Linked DNA regions of Homo sapiens: region 2 is linked to region 1. The links are chromatin loops, found by intact Hi-C in ENCODE. Cell type or tissue: Caco-2. All regions are shown on one strand. Each heading gives the region's core, and the rest is flanking DNA. Links, peaks and the distances in the headings are about the cores only. Region 1 has its middle 45 kb from the start of CARMAL. Region 2 has its middle 19 kb from the start of MFGE8.

Region 1 (5,379 bases), core at 308-5,307:
GCATGATCTCGGCTCACTGCAGCCTCCATCTCCTGAGTTCAAGAGATTCTCCTGCCTCAGCCTCCAGAGTAGCTAGAATTACAGGCGCCTGCCACGATGCCCGAATAATTTTTGAATTTTTAGTAGAGATGGGGTTTCACCATGTTGGTCAGACTGGTCTCGAACTCCTGAGGTCTCAGTCAATTTAGAACGTTTATTTTGCCAAGGTTAGGGAAGCACTCGTAACATAGCTTCAGGAGGTCCTGATGACATGTGCCCAAGGTGGTTGGGCACAGCTTGGTTCTAAGCATTTTAGGGAGACTTGAGACGTCAATCAATATATGTAAGATGTATTTAATACATTGGTTCAGTCTGGAAAGGCGGAACAACTCAGAGTTTTGTGTGTGGGGGGTGCTTCCAGATCATAGGTAGAAAAGACATAAACGGGTGCATTCTTTTGAGTATCTGATTAGCCTTTCACTGAATGCACAATTTACAGGAATATGCCTTAGTCTGGATTAGTGTGAAACAACAGGGCAAAGGAAGTCATCACATATGCATTTGTCCCATGTGAGCAGAGGGATGACTTTGAGTTCTGTCCTTTGTCCACAAGGAATTTCCTTGTGGGCAAATTGTGAAGGAGGTATGTAGCCTTTTTTTTTTAATTTTTATTTTTTTTATCTTTGTAGCTATCTTATTTAGGAATAGAATGAGAGGCAGGTTTGCCCAACGCTGTTCCAAACTTGACTTTTCCCTTTGGCTTAGTGATTTGGGGAAGATTTATCTTCCTTTCACAGGAGATTGTCCCTTTCTTTGCTTAGGTTCAACAAAGTATGGACAGCTGTATAGAAATATGATTGGACAAAAAGGGTGTGATGTAGTGCTAACAGCCCGAGTGGGGGAACCCAGCAAGGCCTGTTTGTGTAGATTCTTCTTGGCCTGTCTCTGCAGCAGTCCCTTTTTTTCTGGGTGTGGGGCAGGACTCTCTCCGGAATGGGGATCTTATGACCCACAGTCAAACAAGGTAGGTTAATTTCTTTATGACCAGTTTTTACACAGAAAGGGGGTGGGATTAGAGCAATATTTTGGGGTTTTATGGCTGGCTGTGGGGAAAAGGGGCTCTGATTCCTATGGCTCGCCTTGGGGAAAGGTTCTAGTTTCTATGGCTAGCCTGTGGGGGAACAAGGGGCCAGAGACAAAAGGGCAGAAGGTCATAGAAAAACTTATTTCTGGAGCTGCTTCTGAGACTTTCATCTTGGAGTATGGTATTGTGGGCCCCAACACACCTGTAGATGAAAAGAGTCAAACTCTGTAAAATATTTGAAGAGATTTATTCTGAGCCAAATATGAGTGACCATGGCCCAGGACACAGCCCTCAGGAAGCCCTGAGAACATATGTCCAAGGCGGTCGGGATGCAGCTTGGTTTTATACATTTCAGGGAGACATGAGACTTCAATCAAATACATTTAAGAAATACATTAGTTTGGTTCAGAAAGGTGGAAGTGGGGGCTTCCGGGCTATCGATAGATTTTAAAATTTTCTGGTTGACAATCGGTTTTTATCTAAAAATCCATCAGGATCAATAGAAAGGAAATGTCTGGGTTAAGATAAAGGATGGTAGAGACCAAATTCTTACTTGCAGAAGAAGCCTCCAGGTAGCAGGCTTCAGAAAGAATAGGTTGTAAATGCTTCTTATTAGACTTAAAGGTCTGTGTTGCTGTTAATATTGGAGAGGTATAATGAGGCATGTCCGATCCCTACTTCCCATCATGGCCTGACCCATCTCTCATGTTAAATTTTAAGAGCGATTTAGAATCCTTTGGGTATATACCCAGTATAGGGATGGCTGGGTCAAATGGTATTTCTGGTTCTAGATCCTTGAGGAATTGCCACACTATCTTCCACAATGGTTGAACTGATTTACACTCCCACCAACACGTATGTTTATTGCAGCACTATTTACAATAGCAAAGACTTGGAACCAATCTGAATGCCCATCAATGATAGACTGGATAAACAAAATGTGGCACATATACACCATCGAATACTATGCAGCCATAAAAAATGAATGAGTTCATGTCCTTTGCAGAGACATTGATGAAGCTGGAAACCATCATTCTCAGCAAACTAACACAGGAACAGAAAACCAAACACTGCATGTTCTCGCTCCTAAGCAGGAGTTGAACAATGAGAACACATGGACACAGGGAGGGGAATATCACACACCAGGGCCCGTCAGGGGGTCGGGGGCAAGGGAAGGGAGAGGGAGGGCATTAGGACAAATAGCTAATGTATGCGGGGCTTAAAACCTAGATGATGGACTGATAGGTGCAGCAAAGCAACATGGCACATGTATACCTATGTAACAACCCTGCACATTCTGTAAATATATCCCAGAACTTAAAGGAAAAAAAAGAAAAAGGCCGGGTGCAGTGGCTCACGCCTGTAATCCCAGCACTTTGGGAGGCTGAGATGGACAGATCACGAGTTCAAGAGATCGAGACCATCCTGCTAACACAGTGAAACCACATCTCTACTAAAAAAAAAAAAAAAAAAAATTAGCCGGGCATGGTGGCACGTGCCTGTAGTCCCAGCTACTTGGGAGGTTGAGGCAGGAGAATCACTTGAACCTGGGAGGCGGAGGTTGCAGTCAGCCGAGATCATGCCGCTGCACTCCAGCCTGGGCGACAGAGCAAGACTCCATCTCAGCAAAAAAAAAAAAAAAAGAAAAATTTAAGAGCGCCCTGGCCAAGGAGAAAGTCCATTCAGAGGGTTGGCGGGGTGGGGGGTGGGGGGCGCTTAGAATTTTATTTTTGGTTTATACACTTCATAAAAAGAAAACCTATGTATGTTAAGTGTGCAGTCCAAAGTCACTTAGGGAAAGCTGCATACACTGCATTCTGCCATCCCCAGTGCTCAGCACCCAGTGAGTATTGGGTAATGGGATAGATTCATCCATGAATCCTCGAGCTCCTGTACATTCCACTCCAGGGTTTCCAGCTGATAGGGCTCAGGCAGGGAAGCCTCCACAGCAGTGTAAAGGTCTTCAAGATCTGGGATTCCTTTTGTTCACTAGTCAGTGGGGAGGGACACCTTGAAGCCTCTCCTGGTTTGTATCTCCAGCTTTTCAAGGTAATGTCAGCCTAAAAGCTTCTTTAGATGTCCTGTGAACAATGTAAGATCCACAAGCGAGCCAAACAGAACACGTAACTGTTGGGCCCACAGATCTGACATTTCTTCTGGAAACGAGACTCCTGAGACTTTATTTTTTTGAGACAGGGTCTCGCTCTATCAAGCAGATGACTGCAGAGGCATGATCACGGCTCACTGCAGCCTCAAGGGATCCTCCTGCCTCAACCTCCCCAGTAGCTGGGACTACAGGTGTGCACCACCTTGCCCGGGTAATGTTTATATTTTTAGTAGAGATGAGATTTTGCCATGTTGGCCAGGCTGGTCTTTAACTCCTGAACTCAAGTGATCCTCCCACCTCAGCCTCCTAAAATGCTGGGATTACTGGTGTGAGCCACTGCACCCAGCTCGGTGCTGTAAACTTGGTCTGAGTTAAACTTCAGACTCTGGGATTCCACTTCAGAAGGAGGATACTTATAGATGTGAATGGAATTTGTAAAATGCCAAATTAGGCTGGGCACTGTGGCTCACGACTGTTAATCCCAGCACTATGGGAGGCCGAGGCAGGCAGATCACGAGGTCGAGTTCAAGACCAACCTAGCCAACATGGTGAAACCCTGTCTCTACTAAAAATACAAAAATTAGCTGGGCCTGGTGGTGCACACCTGTAATCCCAGCTACTCGGAAGGCTGAAGCAGGAGAATCGCTTGAACCCGGGAGGCGGAGGTTGCAGTGAGCTGAGATCGTGCCATTGCACTCCACCCTGGGCGACAGAGCGAGACTCCGTCTCAAAATATATATATATGCCAAATCAAATAGAATTCAACAGGTTGTGTTATCAGGGGCAAAGCCCACCTTTATTGAGCCCTCACTAATCTGTCATGGACTGTTCTGAATGTTAAAATTAAAAGAGTTCGTGTATTTAGAACAAACACTATGTGGTAGGTACTATGATGAAAACACTGGAGCACAGACAGAGTCAGTAACTTATCCCAGATCACACAGAAAGAAAGCAGCAGGAGCTGAGATTCAAGCCCAGGCAACTCACACTCTTGGCCCATAGCACACATTGCTACATAGTCTGTAGCAATGATCACTATTCACTGAGCATTTACTTTGCCTAGGACATGGAGCTAGTGTCTTAGAGCTACCTAATTTTATGTTGTCCTCAGCACAGTCCCTTCAGGTGAGAGGTATTATTCTCACTTATGCAGAGACTGAACAACTTACCCAGGGTCCTGGTGTGTCCGGAATATGGTTCCTTCCGGTGGGTTCGTGGTCTACGCTGACTTCAAGAATGAAGCTGCGGACCTTCGCCCTGAGTGTTACAGCTTAAAGTTGGCACGAACCTAAAGAGCAAAAGAACAAAGCTTCCACAGCATGGAAGGAGACCCAAGTGGGTTGCCTGCTGCAGGCTGGTGGTGTAGGGGGGTGTGGGGGTGGGGGCAGTTTTTATTCACTTATTTGTCCCTGCCCATGTCCTGCTGATTGGTCCATTTTACAAACCTGTAGCTAGTTACAGAAAAGTTCTCCAAGTCCCCACTTGACTCAGGAAGTCCAGCTGACTTCACCTCTCACCGGTGAATTGGTGGTGGGATTGGATTTGGACATGAGGTTGACTCCCAAATCCCTCCTCTCCCATATTCTTTCTGTTTTGTGAGAGGCAGGGTCTTGGTGTGTTGCCCAGGCTGGAGTGCAGTGGTGCGATATAGACTCACTGCAGCTTCGACCTCCTGGGCTCAGGCCATCCACCTCAGCCCCCGGAGTAGCTAGGATCACTAGCTAGCACCACTACACCTGGCTAATTTCACTTTTTTTTTTTTTTTTAGACACAGGGTCTCACTAAGTTGCCCGGGCTGATCTTGAACTGCTCAAGAGATCCTCCCACCTTGGCCTCCCAAAGTGCTGGGATTACAGGCATGAGCCACTATGCCAGGCTCTCTATATTCTATTTTTTTTGAGGCAGGATCTCACTTTGTCGCCCAGGCTGGAGTGCAGTGGCGCTATCACAGCTTACTGCAGCCTTAACTTACCAGGCTTGAACAATTTTCCCACCTCAGCCTCCTCAGTAGCTGGGACTACAGGTGCATGCCATCATACCTAGCTGATTTTTGTGTTTTTTGTAGAGATGGGGTTTCATCATGTTGCCCATGCTGATCTCAAACTCTTGAGCTTAAGCCGTCTGCCTGCCTCTCCCTTCCAAAGTGCTGGGATTACAGGTGTGAGCCACTGTGCCTGGCTCCTCCATATTCTTAAATGTTAATTGAGGA
Region 2 (5,379 bases), core at 236-5,235, 64 kb after region 1:
TCAGCAAAGAACAGCCCTGAGAAAGAGAATGCATTCCTAGGGGGCAGTCTTTAGAATGGCCGCTATAGAAGTGTCTGTCTTATACAGGTGTGGATAAGGGATGAAATAAGCCCCCGTCTCTTGTAGCGCCCCCAGGCTTATTAGGATGAGGAAATTCCTGCCTAGTAAATTTTAGACTGGTTGTCTGCTCTCAAACCCTGTCTCCTGATAAGATGTTATCAATAACAGTGCGTGCCCAGTGGGACATGAAACTTCATCAGCAATTCTAATTTCACTCTGGTCCTGTGATCTCACTCTGCCCCCATTTGCCTTGTGATATTTTATTGCCCTTGAAGCATGTGATCTCTATGACCCATACCCTATTTGTACACCCCTCCGCTTTTAAAATCCATAATAAAAACTTGCTGGTTTTGCAGCTCAGGGGGCATCATGGAACCTGCTGACATGTGATATCTCCCCCGGACACCAAGCTTTAAAATTTCTGTCTTTTGTACTCTTTCCCTTTATTTCTCAGACTGGCTGACACTTAGGGAAAATAGAAAAGAACCTACGTTCTTTTCTGTCCTATTGGGGGCTGGTTCCCCTGATATGGACAGCAGATGAAGTCTAAATTTCCCCCTTTGGTGGGGGGGTTGTCCCATACAGCCAAGCTGGGACCCCACTGGACTCAGTGGTATATCTGAAAAGTGGCAGAGGCTGGGTCAACCAACTCTTTCACTTGGCGACTCCATCATTCTTGACATCTGCTAGGACTCAGGAGTTGAGTTCTAAAAGGCTTTGAGGCCAGAGCTATAGAGCAGTAGGTTTGGAGCAAGGAGTCAGAAATTTTAAGCTGCTGCTCAGTTCATTGACATGGTTGACTTTTTCTTGGATAAAATGGGAAAATAAGTGTCTGACAAGTTCTCCTGGGCTGCTGGCTTGAAAAGGGGAACAGTGGGTGGGAGAAAGAGGGCATTCACCTCCTAAACAGGTCAGGTATCTTTGCATTGAAAAGGCCCCCATGCAGGGCCAGCCACGGTGGCTCATGCCTGTAATCCCAGCACTTTGGGAGGCTGAGGGGGGTGGATCACCTTAGGACAGGAATTCTAGATCAGACTGGCCAACATGGTGAAATCTCTACTAAAAATACAAAAATTAGCCAGGCATGGTGGCAGGTGCCTGTAATCCCAGCTACTTGGGAGGCTGAGGCAGGAGAATTGCTTGAACCTGGGAGGTGGAGGTTGCAGTGAGCCAAGATTGCACCACTGCACTCTAACTTGGGTGACAGAGTGAGACTCTGTCTCAAAAAAAAAAAAAAAAAGAAAAGAAAAAGAAAAAGAAAAAGAAAAAAAAGGCCCCCATGGCTTAAAGAGAGGCATTTCCAGTTGAGGGATGAAGAAGGAGGGCGGTATTGGAGAGGCTGGGTGTTGGGTAGGGATTAGCCAGCAACAAATCTTCCTGGACTTGTGGTTCACTGCCTACCCCTCAACCCTGCCCATTCTGGGGCTCTTGCTCTTGGGTTTGATTTCCAACAAAGAACTTGATGTTCTTCCGGAAATGGCCTTACTGTGGACTCAGGCATGAGATGAGTTGTCCAGATGTCCAGCTGGCCCAGTTAGAAAGGTTTTGAGCAGAGCCCTATAAAAATAAATCTTTCTAATGTATTTCTTCCACATCCTTCTTATTCTGCAACTAAATACCCAACTCAGGCCTGAGTGTGTTCCTTTATCCACAGGAGATTCAGGCTCCTAGAACTGTTCTGGGCCAATAGATGCCACTGATCATCTGGGAAAGAGGAGAGGAAATGACCTTGTATCAATGAAATAAATGTGTCTGAGCAACAGCTCAGCAAAGGTCATCAGCCAGATAAAATGTGAAACTGGGGCTCAAATCCAAATCTCAGGCTCTAAATCTTTCTGTGCAACACCCAGCTGCCTGTCTCCAAACAGCAGACACACTGGGTGAGAAGACATACCAAGGCACCACCCAACTGTGAATAGGAGACCACTGGCTGCTTCCAAGTGTCAGGGCTGCAGGATTTCAAAGAAGGAAACTAGTCAGACTGGAGGGAGTGGCCAGAGGAATTCAGTGGAGGACAGTAGTCAACAGAAACCCAACTGAACTATGGAAATCACATCAAGGAGCCTCAGAATTTGACCCACCCATTTGGTTTCAGTGAGAAAACACGTTTACATTTTTAAACTGAAGGCATATTTATTCCCCAGCACTGGCCTCTGGCCCTTAGCCTCTGGATTAGAAACAAAAGGCGGTTGTTTGGTCCCTGGACTGGGATGTTTGCTCTGATTGTGATGTATGCTCAGAGCATCTGGTTTGGGATAGGGGGTGTGCATTTGGAGGGTGTGAGTGTGCGGCTGCCATCCTGTTTTGCTCAAGCTCATGTGATGTCTGTGTTGGAGAATACTGGAAAGTGGAGGAGGAAGAGCTGGCCTGGAGAACCTCTTCCCTCCTTTCCAAATCGATGGAGTTAGGCAGTGTTGACACATACTTGTAAGCCCGCACCTTAGAGAAAATGTCACTTGGCCCCATGATCCCTCTCACTGTCCTGACACATGCCTTTTGCTTAAATTCCTCCAATCACAGGGACTCACCCCCAACAAGAGCAGTTCACCTCTCTTTGGAGAGCACTTCCTCTCCTGTATACATCTGCTGTTCTGTTGTCTCCACACTTAGCTTCTGGTTCTTCCATGAGGGGATAGTCATTCTATTCATTCAACAAATATCCAAATATCCTTTTTCTTTTCTTTTCTTTTCTTTTTTTGGAGATAGAATCTTGCTCTGTCACCTAGGCTGGAGTGCAATGTCATGGTCTCGGCTCACTGCAACCTCCACCTCCCGAGTTCAAGTAATTATCCTGCCTCAGCCTCCCAAGTAACTGGGATTACAGGTGCGCATCACCTTGCCTGGCTAATTTTTTTTAAATTTTTAGTAGAGACGGGGTTTCACCTTGTTGGCCAGGCTGGCCTCGAACTCCTGAACTCAGGTGATTCGCTGGCCTTGGCCTCCCAAAGTGCTGGGATTACAGGCATAAGCCACCATGCCTGGCTCATTCAACAAATATCTTAGAGGTACTTCCATCATGCTGGGCCCCACATCCAGTCTTGGAGATAAGGAGCTCACCTAGCAAGGATAGATAGGTAACAGGCAACTTATTTCAATATAGGCACCATCATCCACTTAGTTTTTCAGGCCAGAACCTGGGTAGCATCCTTGATTCCTGTATACTTAACCCCACACATCCTACCCACCAGCAAGTCTTGTTGGTTCTATTTCCAAAATACATACGGTATTCTTCCTCTTTCTTCCAACTCCGCTCCTTTACTCCTGGCCCAAATGACCCTTGTTTATCTTCTGGACCACTGTACTAGCCTCCTAATTGGCTTTTGGGCTTCTCCCCCGTCTCCATAGAACCCATTCTTCACATAGCAGCCAGAACCATCTTTTAAAACTATTGGCACTCTCCTCCTTAAAGTCCTTTAATAGAATTTTAAAAAATGTAAGCTTTGTATGAAGTTCAACATATCTTCAAAACATGACACAAATCACAACTATACACCCTGGTGACTTTTCACAAAGTGAATACACCCATGTAACTAGCCCTCAGAACTGGAATGTTTCCAGCCTCCCGACCCCCCAGGAGCCCCACTTGTACTTCTACATCACTAGTTTTCCACCAAGATTAACCACTATTTTGACTTCTAAACCATTGATTACTCTTGCCTGCCTCTGACCTTTGTATACATGGAACCACAGAACATGTCCTCTTTTGTGTCTGGTTTCTTTTGCTCAACATTCTGTTTATTGAGGTAATGGTAAACAAAGTGGATTTGATTGTATATGCGAAACAAAAACAAAACAAAACAAAACACATAAAATCCACTGGAGGGGTACAAACATTTTGGAACACTGGCAGCATCTACTCAGCTAAGTATGTGTGTGCTTTATGATTCAGCAATTCCTAGGTAACCACTCAACAGATATGTAGGCATATGCTCACCAAAAGACATGTACAAGAATGTTACAGGCCTAGGCTAGAAATAACCAGATAGGCGTTATTATTACTCCATGTTACAGGTTAGGAAACTGAGGCTCAGGCAGAGATTGAGGAACTTGCCTAAGATCACCTACTTGGTATATGGCAAAACCAGCCTTCAAACCCAGGCTGACAAAGTCCTGCCAGGGCTGGCCCTTGTCTGACTCCATGCCTCTTGGGTTCTACTCTCCTGCCCTCATTCTCTTGATCAATCAGCCAGGCTTGTGCCTTTCTCAAGGCGTTTTTTTGTTTTTATTTTTATTTTTTATTTTTTTGAGACGGAGTTTTGCTCTGTTGCCCAGGCTGGAGTGCAGTGGCACTATCTCGGCTCATGGCAACCTCTGCCTCCTGGGTTCAAGCAAGCATGTCTGGTTAATTTTTGTAGTTTTAGTAGAGACAGGATTTCACCATGTTGGCCAGGCTGGTCTCGAACTCCTGACCTCAAATGATCTACCTGCCTCAGCTTCCCAAAGTGCTGGGATTACAGGCATGAGCCACTGCACCCGGCCGCATCTTTCTATATTCCTTTTTATTTGGGTAATTTTCTTTCAGCATATTTGTCCAAAGCTGAATACTTGTGTAACTGCCCAAGAGGTTCACCTTGCCCACTGCCTAGACAGAGCCAATTCATCAAGAAAGGGGAATTGCAATAGCTAAAGAGTAATTCCTGCAGAGCCAGCTGTGCTGGAGACCGGAGTTTTATTATCACTCAAATCAGTCTTCCCAAGCATTCAGGGAACAGTGTTTTTAAGGATAACTTGGTGGGTGGGGGGATGCCAGTGAACCAGGAATGCTGATTGGCCAGGGATGAAATCATAGGGAGTTGTGGCTGTCTTCTTGTGCTGAGTCAGTTCCTGGGTGGGAGCCAGAAGATCAGATGAGCCAGTTTATTGATCTGGGTGGTGCCAGCTGATCCATCCAGTGCAGGGTCTGCAAAATATCTCAAGCACTGATCTTAGGAGCAGTTTAGGGAGGGTCAGAATCTTGTAGCCTCCAGCTGCATGACTCCTTAACCATAATTTCAAATCTTGTGGCTAATGTTAATCCTACAAAGGCAATCTAGTCCCAGGCAAGAATGAGGTCTGCTTTGGGAAAGGGCTGTTACTGTCTTTGCTTAAACTATAAACTAAGTTTCTCCCAAAGTTAGTTCAGCCTATGCCCAGGAACGAACAAGGACAGCCTGGAGGTTAGAAGTAAGATGGAGTCAGTGAAGTTAGATCTCTTCCACTGTCTCAGTCATAATTTTGCAAAGGTGGTTTCCATCCCTCCCTTTGGTTTTATAACACCTTAATCTTAAGGTGTAGGCTATGAAGATGGGAAAAGGCCGTTGATCACTCTGGCTTCTTTCT

What was found. A loop is a pair of places that touch in the nucleus more often than their neighbours do. Peaks named below come from ENCODE experiments on the same cell type or tissue, not always from the same donor. Only the 100,000 strongest peaks of a DNase experiment are listed, where the experiment ranks them.
Region 2: a loop joins it to region 1, with 3 times the contacts of the local background. A loop is called at or near these places in 8 of 110 quality-filtered maps.

What each region holds. Positions count from the first base shown.
Region 1 is chr15:88,993,258-88,998,636 of GRCh38, reverse strand. No RefSeq gene overlaps it. Among named protein-coding and RNA genes, the nearest start is that of CARMAL, 45 kb to the left of the region's middle. RefSeq lists an enhancer at 4,569-5,379. In Caco-2, for the core only: no CTCF peak of the experiment used is centred there; DNase peaks (open chromatin) are centred at 916 and 2,976; H3K4me3 peaks cover 1,254 bases.
Region 2 is chr15:88,929,359-88,934,737 of GRCh38, reverse strand. No RefSeq gene overlaps it. Among named protein-coding and RNA genes, the nearest start is that of MFGE8, 19 kb to the right of the region's middle. In Caco-2, for the core only: no CTCF peak of the experiment used is centred there; DNase peaks (open chromatin) are centred at 2,027 and 2,259.